2 separate regions of the Homo sapiens genome follow, and region 1 is linked to region 2. A link is a loop called in an ENCODE intact Hi-C map of the cell type or tissue named here. Cell type or tissue: PC-9. All regions are shown on one strand. Links, peaks and the distances in the headings refer to the core of each region. The heading gives the core; the rest is flanking DNA. Region 1 has its middle 14 kb from the start of PABPC4. Region 2 overlaps MYCL (MYCL proto-oncogene, bHLH transcription factor).

What was found. Hi-C counts contacts between places; a loop is a spot of excess contacts. Peaks named below come from ENCODE experiments on the same cell type or tissue, not always from the same donor. Only the 100,000 strongest peaks of a DNase experiment are listed, where the experiment ranks them.
Region 1: it touches region 2 in a loop (2.9-fold over the local background); 8 of 110 quality-filtered maps call a loop at or near these places.

The regions. Positions count from the first base shown.
Region 1 is chr1:39,588,555-39,593,930 of GRCh38, forward strand. No RefSeq gene overlaps it. Among named protein-coding and RNA genes, the nearest start is that of PABPC4, 14 kb to the left of the region's middle. In PC-9, for the core only: no CTCF peak of the experiment used is centred there; a DNase peak (open chromatin) is centred at 2,147; H3K27ac peaks cover 769 bases.
Region 2 is chr1:39,890,541-39,895,916 of GRCh38, forward strand. It overlaps MYCL (MYCL proto-oncogene, bHLH transcription factor), which reads right to left. Exons shown (of 2, transcript NM_001033081.3): 2 at 4,888-5,376. All of the region lies in intron 1 of MYCL-AS1 (MYCL antisense RNA 1), which reads left to right. Among named protein-coding and RNA genes, the nearest start is that of MYCL, 8.7 kb to the right of the region's middle. In PC-9, for the core only: no CTCF peak of the experiment used is centred there; a DNase peak (open chromatin) is centred at 2,831; H3K27ac peaks cover 393 bases; H3K27me3 peaks cover 576 bases.

The sequences.
Region 1 (5,376 bases), core at 87-5,086, 300 kb before region 2:
ATCATGGTATGAAGGCTTGCCCCACCTACTTCTACTCCCTTCCCCTCCCTTTTTCCTTACAGGAATTCCCCAAATAAATTTCTTGCACATCCTACCCCATTTTGGTGTCTGTTTCTGAGGACCCAAACTAACACAGACTCTCAACGATTGTGCCTCTTGTGGATGGCCCTTAAGGTAGACAAAGCATTTCTTTTTTTTTTTTTTGGAGACCGAGTCTTGCTCTGTTGCCAGACTGGAGTGCAGTGGTGAGATCTTGGCTCACTACAACCTCCACCTCCTGGGTTCAAGTGATTCTCCTACCTCCTCCTCCCAAGTAGGGGGGATTACAGGTGTGCACCACCATGCCCAGCTAATTTTTGTATTTTTAGTAGAGACGGGGGTTTCACCATGTTGGCCAGGATGGTCTCGATCTCTTGACCTCGTGATCCGCCCGCCTCGGCCTCCCAGAGTGTTGGGATTACAGGCCTGAGCCTCCACGCAGGCCTTCCTTTTTTTTTTATGGGGTCTCACTCTGTTGCCCAGGCTGGAGTGCAGTGGCACAATCACAGCTCACTGCAGCCTCGACCTCATGGGCTCAAACAACCCTCCCACCTCAGCCTCCTGAGTAGCTGGGACTACAGGTGTGTGCCATCATGTCCAGCTAATTAAAAAAATTTTTTCTGGGGCCTGGTATGGTGGCTCACTACTGTAATCCCAGCAGTTTGAGAGGCCGAGGCGGGTGGATCACCTGAAGTCAGGAGTTCAAGAGCAGTCTGGCCAACATGGTGAAACCCCATCTCTACTAAAAATACAAAAACTAGCCAGGCATGGTGGCGTGCGCCTGTAGCCACAGCTACTCGGGAGGCTGAGGCAGGCAGATTGCTTGAACCCAGGAGGCGGAGGTTGCAGTGAGCCAAGATTGTGCCACTGCACTCCAGCTTGGGCGACAGAATGACATGCCATCTCAAAAAAAAAAATAATATTTTTTTTAGAGACGTGGTCTCACTATATTGCCTATGTTGCCAAGCTTGGTCTTGAACTCCTGGGCTCAAGCAATCCTTCTGCCTCAGCCTCCCAAAATGTTGGGATTACAGGCATGAGCCACAGTGCCCTGCTGGCAAAGCAGTTCATACCCACAAATTCATCTCATGTCAACAGGAAGCATGTTCAGCAACCCAGTTCCTGAGCACCTGGGACCAGGAGCCTGTCATGAAAGTCTGGTGACCAAAAGCAGGAAGAGGGATGCTCAGGAGAGAAGGGGACTTGCATGCTGCCCAGGATAGCTCTGCAGGCAAGCGGCTCAGCTTCCTGACCCATGATCTGGCTCTGACCCAGAAACAGATCCAGAGAAAAGAAGCCTCAGCAGTCTCCACTTACAGCTGTACCAAATCATCCCTTAAAAGTAGCCAGCTGGCTGGGCGCGGTGGCTCACGCCTGTAATCCCAGCACTTTGGGAGGCCGAGGCAGGTGGATCACGAGGTCAGGAGATCAAGACCAGCCTGGCCAACATGGTGAAACCCCGTCTCTACTAAAATACAAAAAATTAGCCGTGCATGGTGGTGCGTGCCTGTAATCCCAGCTACTCGGGAGGCTGAGGCAGGAGAATCACTTGAACCCAGGAGGCTGAGGTTGCAGTGAGCCAAGATCTCGCCACTGCACTCTAGCCTGGCGACAGAGCGAGACTCCATCTCAAAAATAAACAAACAAATAAATAAATAAATAATAAAAATAAAAACAGCATCCAGACTCTTTACTGTGGTTTGCAGGCCCTGCATGTGCTAACTGATTCTTGCCTCCTCAGTCTCATTCCACTTCATGCCTTCTTTATGATGCTCCAGCCACACAGCTCTTTTTTCTGCTCCTTGAACCCTTTGCATTTCAGGGCCTTTGCAAATTGCTCTTCCCTCTGCGTGGAAGGCTCTTTGCCCGATTCTTTACTGCCTGGCTCATCTTCACTCTGTAGGTGCCCCTTCAATATCACCTCCCACCAGAGGCCTTTCATGCCAATCCCATCTAAGATAGCACCGCCTCCACTTTGCTTTGCTACTTACCTTCTCTGCCTATTGTTCTCTAACAATTCTAGCACACCTGTCTTACTAGACTATAAACCGCACAGAGTCAGGCGACAATGTCTTCTCCACCATTGTGTCCCTACTGTCTAACACAATGTCTGGAATGGAGTAGTTGCTCCAGAAATGTTGGCTGAGTGAACAAATGACCACATAGGCTAGTGAGTCATCAGCATTTGCATGATGGCAGAAGTCGGCGGAGAGGAGAAGGTGAAACACTGGAACCCTTTGGAATGCCTGCACTGAAGGGCCAGTGAGGGGGCTGAGGAGTAGCCCGAGGGGTGGCAACGGTGGCAGTGGTGCTAGCTAGGTGGGATTTCCAACTGTAAATCCAACCAGGGAGGCTTTTCAAGATGGCAGTGACTAGAGGGTGTTTGTTGCTGAAGATAAGCTGGTTGAAGGGAGAAGATGGAAGATCCCGGAGAGAGTGAAGTGTCATGTGGCGAAGTTCCCAGGGAATAAGGAGGGGGTGGGACCTGGGGCTCTAGGGGAGGCATTCAGCCAGGACAGAAGAGTGTGTTGCCTTCCACTGTTCCTCCCAAGGAGGAGAGGAAAGAAACAAAGGATGGGAGGAGGATTCTGGAAAGGGGAGGCAGCTCCTGGTGGATGACCTGTTTTCTGGAAAAATTGGCTGAGAATGAGGGGTGCTGAAGTGGGCAAAGGGTGCAGATCATATCTTATTTGCCTTTCTGGAGCATTTGATACCATTGCCTGCCTCCTCCATGGAATGTTTCCCTTCCTTGGCGTCTGTGAGTTGACTTACATCTCCCCAACTCCATTTCACAAACACTGGTGTCTTCTGGGACCAGGCTCTGTGCTACGTTGCTGGGGATACAATAGAGACCAAAACAGCCCTGACTTCCACCTTCCTAGAGCTTATGGCCTAGTGGGGAGACAGATATTATTCAATTATTCACACAACTTCTTTTACCTCTCCAGTTGCCCCTTCTCAGAAATGTCTTTACAAGTTGGTCTTTCTCTATCATCCCTTACACGGTCCTGTTTCTTACTGTTAGGTGCTCTCTCCCCATGTAATATCAATGGTTCTTAAAGTGTGGCCTCTGGGCCAGCAGACTCACAGTCACCTGGGAATGCCCAAGACTTACTGAATCAGGGCCAGGCACGGTGGATCACACCTGTAATCCTAGCACTTTGGGAGGCCGAGGTGTGTGGATCACGAGGTCAGGAGATCGAGACCATCCTGGCTAAGACGGTGAAACCCCGTCTCTACTAAAAATACAAAAAATTAGCCGGGCCTGGTGGTGGACACCTGTAGTCCCAGCTACTTGGGAGGCTGAGGCAGGAGAATGGCACGAACCCGGGAGGTGGAACTTGCAGTGAGCCGAGATCACGCCACTGCACTCCAGCCTGGGCAACAGAGCGACACCCTGTCTCAAAAAAAAAAAAAAAAAAAAAAAGACTTACTGAATCAGAAACTTCAGGAGTGGGAGCTCAGCTCAGCAATGTGTGTTTGTTTGTTTTAAGATACATGATGGTGGGAGTCTCACTACATAGCCCAGGCTGGTCTTGAACTCCTGGGCTTAAGCGATCCTCCTGCCTCAGCCTCTGGAGTAGCTGGGACTGCAGGCTCATACTACTATGCCTGGCAGCAATCTGTGCTTTAGCAATCCCTCCAGGTCATTCTGCTGCAAGTGCAAGTTTAGACCTGACTCTGTATGCTGCTCTCCCTGGGTGGTTTCCTCTAATCGCCTGGCTTTGATTACTATCCACGCCAGTGACCCCCACAGGTGCATCCACAGCCCAGCTCCACTCTAGCGAGCTCCAACATGCTCCCTGGATGAACCATGGGCCACCTGAAGTTCATGAAGCCCCAGGCTGAACTGAGGGTCTTCCCCTGCCCCTCCTCTTGTGTCCCTGCCTGGTGTATTCAACACCGCAGGCACTTCCTCTGGGCCCTGATGGTGACACTCAGGCCTTTAGTCTCCAGGCTCTCCTCCAAGCACTCCTCCCTGGTGTATGACATCCCCTCCAGCTACCCTGGCCCTTTGGGTCTTTGCATTAGCTGTATCTTTATTCCAGGACTCACTTTCTCTGGCTGGAGCCTTTCTCATCCTCCAGGTCTCAGCTCACACATCTCCTCCTCATGGAAGCCACCCTTCCTTAGTAGGTGCGTCTGTTTCTCTATCGTGGTGCTCTGCTTATTACCATCCCAGAACATATGAAAATCCCAGAACATATGAAAATAAATGAATAAATTCATTTATTTGAAGGGTAAGCTCTATGAGGGTAGGGGTCTGGTAGGTCTTGTTTGTGCTTCAGTTCCCAGCATCTTCAGTTCCCAGCATAGGGCAGGTACTCAATTGGTCCTTCCCATTCACCCAATTGCCCACATCACAAGAGCCTGGGCATAAACCTGTTTCTCTTTTCACTCTACTCCCCCATCCAGCCACATCCTGCTCATACCTCATGGGATCCCTAGGCCTATCCTAATTCTCCCTTCCACTCCAAACAGTCTCTCAGCCTGGGTCTCTTCCCACCCCCTTCCATTCTCCCACAGCAGCCAGAGGCATCTTTCTTTCTTTTTGTTTTTCTTTCTTTTCTTTTCTTTCCCTTTTTTTTTTTTTGAGATGGAGTTTTGCTCTTGTTGCCCAGGCTGGAGTGCAATGGCCTGATCTCGGCTCACTGCAACCTCTGCCTCCTGGGTTCAAGCGATTCTCCTGCCTCAGCCTCCCGAGTAGCTGGGATTACAGGCATGCACCACCACGCCTGGCTAATTTTGTATTTTGAGTAGAGACAGGGTTTCTCCATGTTGGTCAGGGTGGTCTCAAACTCCTGACCTCAGGTGATCTGCCTGCCTCAGCCTCCCAAAGTGCTGGAATTACAGGCGTGAGCCACCGCGCCCAGCCAGCATCTTTCTAAAATGCAAATCCAGGCTGGGCAAAGTGACTCACACCTGTAATCCAGACACTTTAGGAGGCCAAGGCAGGAGGATCATTTGCAGCCAGGAGTTTGAGACCAGCCTGGGCAACACAGCAAGACCCCTGCCTCCACACACACACACACACACACACACACACAAAATTATCTGAGCATGATGGTGCCTGCCTATAGTCCCAGTGAGAGGACTGCATGAGCCCAGGAATTAGAAGCCGTAGTGAGCTATGAGCACACCACTGCACTCCAGTCTGGGCAACACAGTGAGACCTTGTCTCTAAATAAGTATGTGTGCGTGTGTGTGCGTGTGTATGTATGTTTATATACATATGTATGTATGCATAAATAAACAAATCTAAATCCAGTCCTGCTCAATTGCTTCAGTAACTCTCCATTGCCTTCAGAGTAAACTTTGTTTTTTTTTTTCCTTGAG
Region 2 (5,376 bases), core at 141-5,140:
CTTATTTTGTAAAAATGAGACTACCCAGCCAGCAAATCAGACCAGATTTCTCCCCTGTCCCCAGATTTGACACAACCTTCTTAACTGCTCTTCCCCAAAGCTATTCTCTTAGCCTAGAACATCCTTCTTTTCATTTAGCCAAATACTACCTGTACTTCTAGTTCTGGTTAATGTTACAATTTCCAACAAAAACTTTCATGATGACTCCAAACAAAATGTTCTCTTCCCCTTCTGAGGTTCATAGCACTTCTTTGAGACACATATTGCCTTAGTTTGTGATCATGTGTGTTATCTTTTTGTTATTATTATATTACTTCAGACCAGAATATTTTCTGATTGTGTTTCTATGCTCATAAACTTCCAGAAGGAAGGAACCATACCTTCATGTATCATTGCAAACATATTGCTGTCACTATGTAGCTGGCACTGTTCTAAGAACTTTACATGTAACAACTCCTTTAATCTTCACAACAGTCCTGTGACATAGATATCATTATTATCTCCATTTTACAGAAGAAGGATACTTGTAGGACTCAGAGAGGTTGAGTGATTTGCCCAACATCACACAGGTAGTAACCCCAACTCCTTGTTTTTTGTTGTTGTTGTTGTTGTTTTAGAGATAGGGTCTCACTCTGTCACTCAGGCTGGAGTGAAATGGCACAATTATAGCTCACTGCAGACTCCTCAAACTCCTGGGCTCAAGTGATCCTCCCATCTCAGCATCAGCTTCCGGAGTAGCTGGGACTGACTACCGGCACAGGCCCGCTTGCCAGCATTTTTTTTTTTTTTTAATTTCTTAGTAGAAATGGGATTTTGCTATGTTGCCCAGGCTGGTCTCAAGCTCCTGAACTCATGTGATCCTCCCACCTCTGCCTCCCAAAGTGCTGGGATTACAGTCATAAGCCACTGTGCCTGGCCCCAAGTTCTTAACCATGGCATCTACACCACCTTCTGTGAATACTTTTTGTCTTTGCAAAACCTGGGCTCCAACCCCTTATATCAATATTTTTTTAAGTGTGCCCTCAGGAATTCACCTCCCTCCTTGCTTGTTAGCAATGCAGATTCCTGGCCCTGACCTACGGTAGGCAAATTCTTTTTTTTTTTGAGACGGAGTCTCGCTCTCTCTCCCAGTCTGGAGTGCAGTGGCGCGATCTCGGCTCACTGCAAGCTCCGCCTCCCGGGTTCACGCCATTCTCCTGCCTCAGCCTCCCGAAGAGCTAGGATTACAGGCACACGCCATCATGCCTGGCTAATTTTTGTTTTTAGTAGAGACGGGGTTTCACCATGTTGGTCAGGCTGCTCTCGAACTCCTGACCTCGTGATCCGCCCGCCTCAGCCTCCCAAAGTGCTGGGATTGTAGGCATGAGCCACCGCGCCTGGCCGGGTGGGTAGATTCTTAAGACACACTCAAGTTTGAGAGTCACTGTCTTAATAATATAGGCATTAATGACTAAATGGAGTCAGTTGACTGTGGCTCAGTTTAAAGGCACCACAGTGCCCAGTAAGGAAAAGTAGAGGGTTTGTATGTGCAATGGCTTTGCTGATGCACAACCTCTGCTGGCCATGGGCTGTGAATGCTGTGAACCAGTCTGAGGCTCCAGTCTTTGCCCTCCCTCCTCCGCTGCCTATTTCAAGCTCCCCAAACCTGGCTATTTCTTTCCTAATAATTTACCACCTCTTGAAGCATCAATATGTGCACTCTGGGAAGATTTATTATTTTACCAATTCCTTCTATCATCTTTCAGATATGACTAATCTATATTCTGGTTGTGGCTTGTTAACATGGTTTAAATAATACTAATCATTTACTGAGCACTTACTATTGCCCTGACGACCCAAAGAAGTGCATGCTATTATTTCTACCTATTTTATAGATAAGAAAACTAGGGTTAGGAAAGGTTAATAATTTGCCCAAGGTCAAGAAAATGCTAGAAAATGCAGGGCCAAGATTTGGAACTGAGACTGTTGGGTGTGGGTGACCACTTAACCATACTGCTTCCCACAAGTTTAAAAGAAATCCATTATTTACTGGGCACCTACTGGACCCTTGGCACTGAGCCTAATCATTTAATAACACACCTGATTAGAGACTTTCTTTTTTAAATATTTACATTTGCTTGCCAAGAGAATGGTAACATTAATACAGTTGCTCCCTTTGGCCAGGAGTGTAAATAAACAGACATTAACAAGAGCCGCCCACTGGGCTTACAGTAGAAATGCCCACACACCAACCAACAGAACTCTAGCTGACACATTTAGACACCTCCTCTTTCCTCCTTCCCAGTCACCCGGTCATCAATCATCTCCCAGCTGGTTATCTTATCCTTAAAAAGAAACCTCTCTCACACTCCCTCCTATCACTTATCACAGATCAGCAAAGCCATCCCCATCCTCTTTTTCCCCTTTTAAAGTTAATATTCTGGAATATCCTGACCTCGGGAGCACTGTAGACAAATTCAGCACGTCTAAGATAGTTCAACCTGTCTCAGTTCCCCAAAATAACTGCCAACAGAGGCAGAAGTTAAACATACACTTTAGCCTTTTATTGTCTAACAGAGATGATGTCCTTCTCTCTTTGCTACACCAAGTGTGGCTTCTGGGTCACCCCGTATTGTCTATGTCCTGAGTTGGGAGTGTGATCCCTTAGGTGCATTATTCAGAGGCAAACCTAATTTGTAGAAATTGTCCTCTGAAATCCAGGAATAAACTCCTGACTATTTTCAGACAAAGATAGAGGTAGGAGTCTGTAGAAAAGAGCTAGGAAGGAGCTTAAAATACTTCGCATTCCAGAAACACCCTCCCTTCCCCCAGGAGATGGCTTTATTCCCACTCCTTTCTCAGCAGAGTTGACTCAAAAGAGCTGAAGCTTGGAGTCAGGCAGCTGGTACTAGGTGTGTGGGCTTAGGCAAACAACTTAAATGTCTCTGAGCTTCAGTTGGCTTTTCTGTGAAATGGGGCTGACAGCATCCTGCTCTCCAAGTTATTGTAAGAATTAAGATATGCAAAACTACTAACATTCATGCCTGTACCCATGGGTCCATACTATTGTACTAAGTGCTTTCAAAAATTTTTATTGAATTCTTTCAAGGTCCAGTAAAGGGAGATACGTCCTACAAACCAGACCCTTGACTAATGGCCTCAAAAAAGGAAGAAAAATACACTGGGAGTTTTAAGAAAAGAGTTCCAATAATCCATGTCAGTTTTACCAAACAGTTTCTTAGGTTCTAAGTGTGTTACCTATGTGCAGTGGGGGACAAGTGGAAAAAGCTTACCTGATAGGAGACTGGGCTTGGAATCCTGATTTTGCTATGACTTTGAGCAAGAAAACTCTCTGGGCTCCAGTACCATCAGGCAGATATTGCTTACTTACCAGGTTGGAGGGTCACAAGAGGGTCATTTTGTAAATGTGAGGAATTAAGAGGAGCTTTTTGACCGTACTGAGGCTCCATAGGAATTCGGGTGGGCAATACCAACCCAAGTCCCATCTGTAAGGAGGAGTTAGTGGAGGCTTCTTTCACCATGATGCTCATGGCCATCCTGAACAGCAACTGATTGCTTTTCAGTCCCAGATGGGGCCCCTTTGCAGCAAGACTATGCCACCCAGCACACATATGCCTCAGAGTTGCTGGTCATGGGACATTTGCTCCATTTCATCCCAATAAGTGGCAGGCACAATAGCCCCAAAGAGAGTTACAACAAGCAGTTAAATGACGGAATTCCACGTTTACCTTCTCCACATACCCCGTGCTAACAAACAAGCTGATCATCATAATATAGTGACTAAGACCTCTTGCTCTGGAGATAGGCAGAGCTGGTTTCAAATCACAACTGAATTACAAGCTTGTGAATTTGCATAGCTTTGTTTACTCTTAGAACCTCAGTTTCTTCATCTGTAGCCCTGACACATGGTTGATATGGCAGAGTGTTCAGACATAAGCAGTGCCCTATGAGGAACAGCTATTACTGAATTCCCCTGTCTTGCATTTACAGCAAGTTTATGAGAACTATGGGAGGAAAATGAAGCTTAAACTTTCTTTCATTAATTAAGGAGGAAGAATGTTTTTTTTGAGACAGGGTCTGGCTCTGTTGCCCAGGCTGGAGTGCAGTGGCGCAATCTTGGCTCACTGCAACCTCTGCCTCCCAGGCTCAAGCCATCCTCCCACCTCAGCCTCCCGAGTAGTTGGGACTACAGGCGTGTACCACCATGCCTGGCTAATTTTTGTATTTTTTGTAGACATGGGTTTTTGCCATGTTGCCCAGGCTGGTCTTGAACTCCTGAGCTCAAGCAGTCTGCCTGCCTCAGCCTCGCAAAGTGCTGGGATTACAGGCATAAGCCACTGCACCCAGCCAGGAGAAAGAATTTTAAAACTATCTTTCTGTAAGAAAAAAGTACATTGCAACATAAATTCTCAGAAAAAAACTTTAAAAGACATCTTGCAGAAGGTCATCATACCACTAAGATAAGAATAACACCATCCTAAAGAGTATAAGGCTTTATAGTTTAGAAAGCAGTTTTAAGTCTACCCCTTCATTTAATACCTGCAAAAACCCAGTGAAGTAGCATTTATCCCCATTTTACCGATAAGGAAACTAGGACTCAGAAAGATGAAACTAAAGGCTGCAGAAGTGGTGGAGCCAGGATTTCAAGCCTTCTAAAGTACAAATTCAGCACTCTTTGCAATTCACAAGAGAATTCCGTGTTCACTGAGTACTGAGCCTACATTGTTTCAACATGTCTGAAATGGCATTTCAGGAACCCAGAGTGGAATGACCAGGTTAGCAACATGGTTAGAGAAGTGCAGCCCTCTGGATCACTTGTGGCTACCCTGAAATAGTTTTCCGTGGTTGAGGAGGACTCAGGTGGCATAAGCTGCCCCCACTCTGACATGTTTGAGAAATCTTTTATTAGAAGATGTCCCAGAAGGCAACATTTTAAAATCAGGCAATCAGTAATCACAACTAAATACAAAATTTCAGGTGAACTTGCCTTTCAAAATAAATCAGACCCTTGCAACAGGAAATTGCCCCAAGAGTTTTTTTCCTTGTACAAAAACAGTTAACACCACTTTGCAAAAGGCATACAAAAATACAATATAAAAAAAAAAGACTCCCCCAGCATAATAGCCAACAGCAGCTTATAAAACACAAGCTATTCAGTTGAGACATCAGTAACCTACACCCAAACTGTCCTCCATAGACAATTCCAGAAGTCAGCTGGCTTTTGTAAACCATGCTCCAGAAGGGTAGAGAGGCTATTTCCAAACATCCCCTGGGGTCCTCTGAGGCCAAGAAGCAACCTCAGAAAGAAACCATTATGGACAATAGATTTGGAAGTAGCAGCTGGTTTTCCAGAGCCATATATAGTACTTACCACCC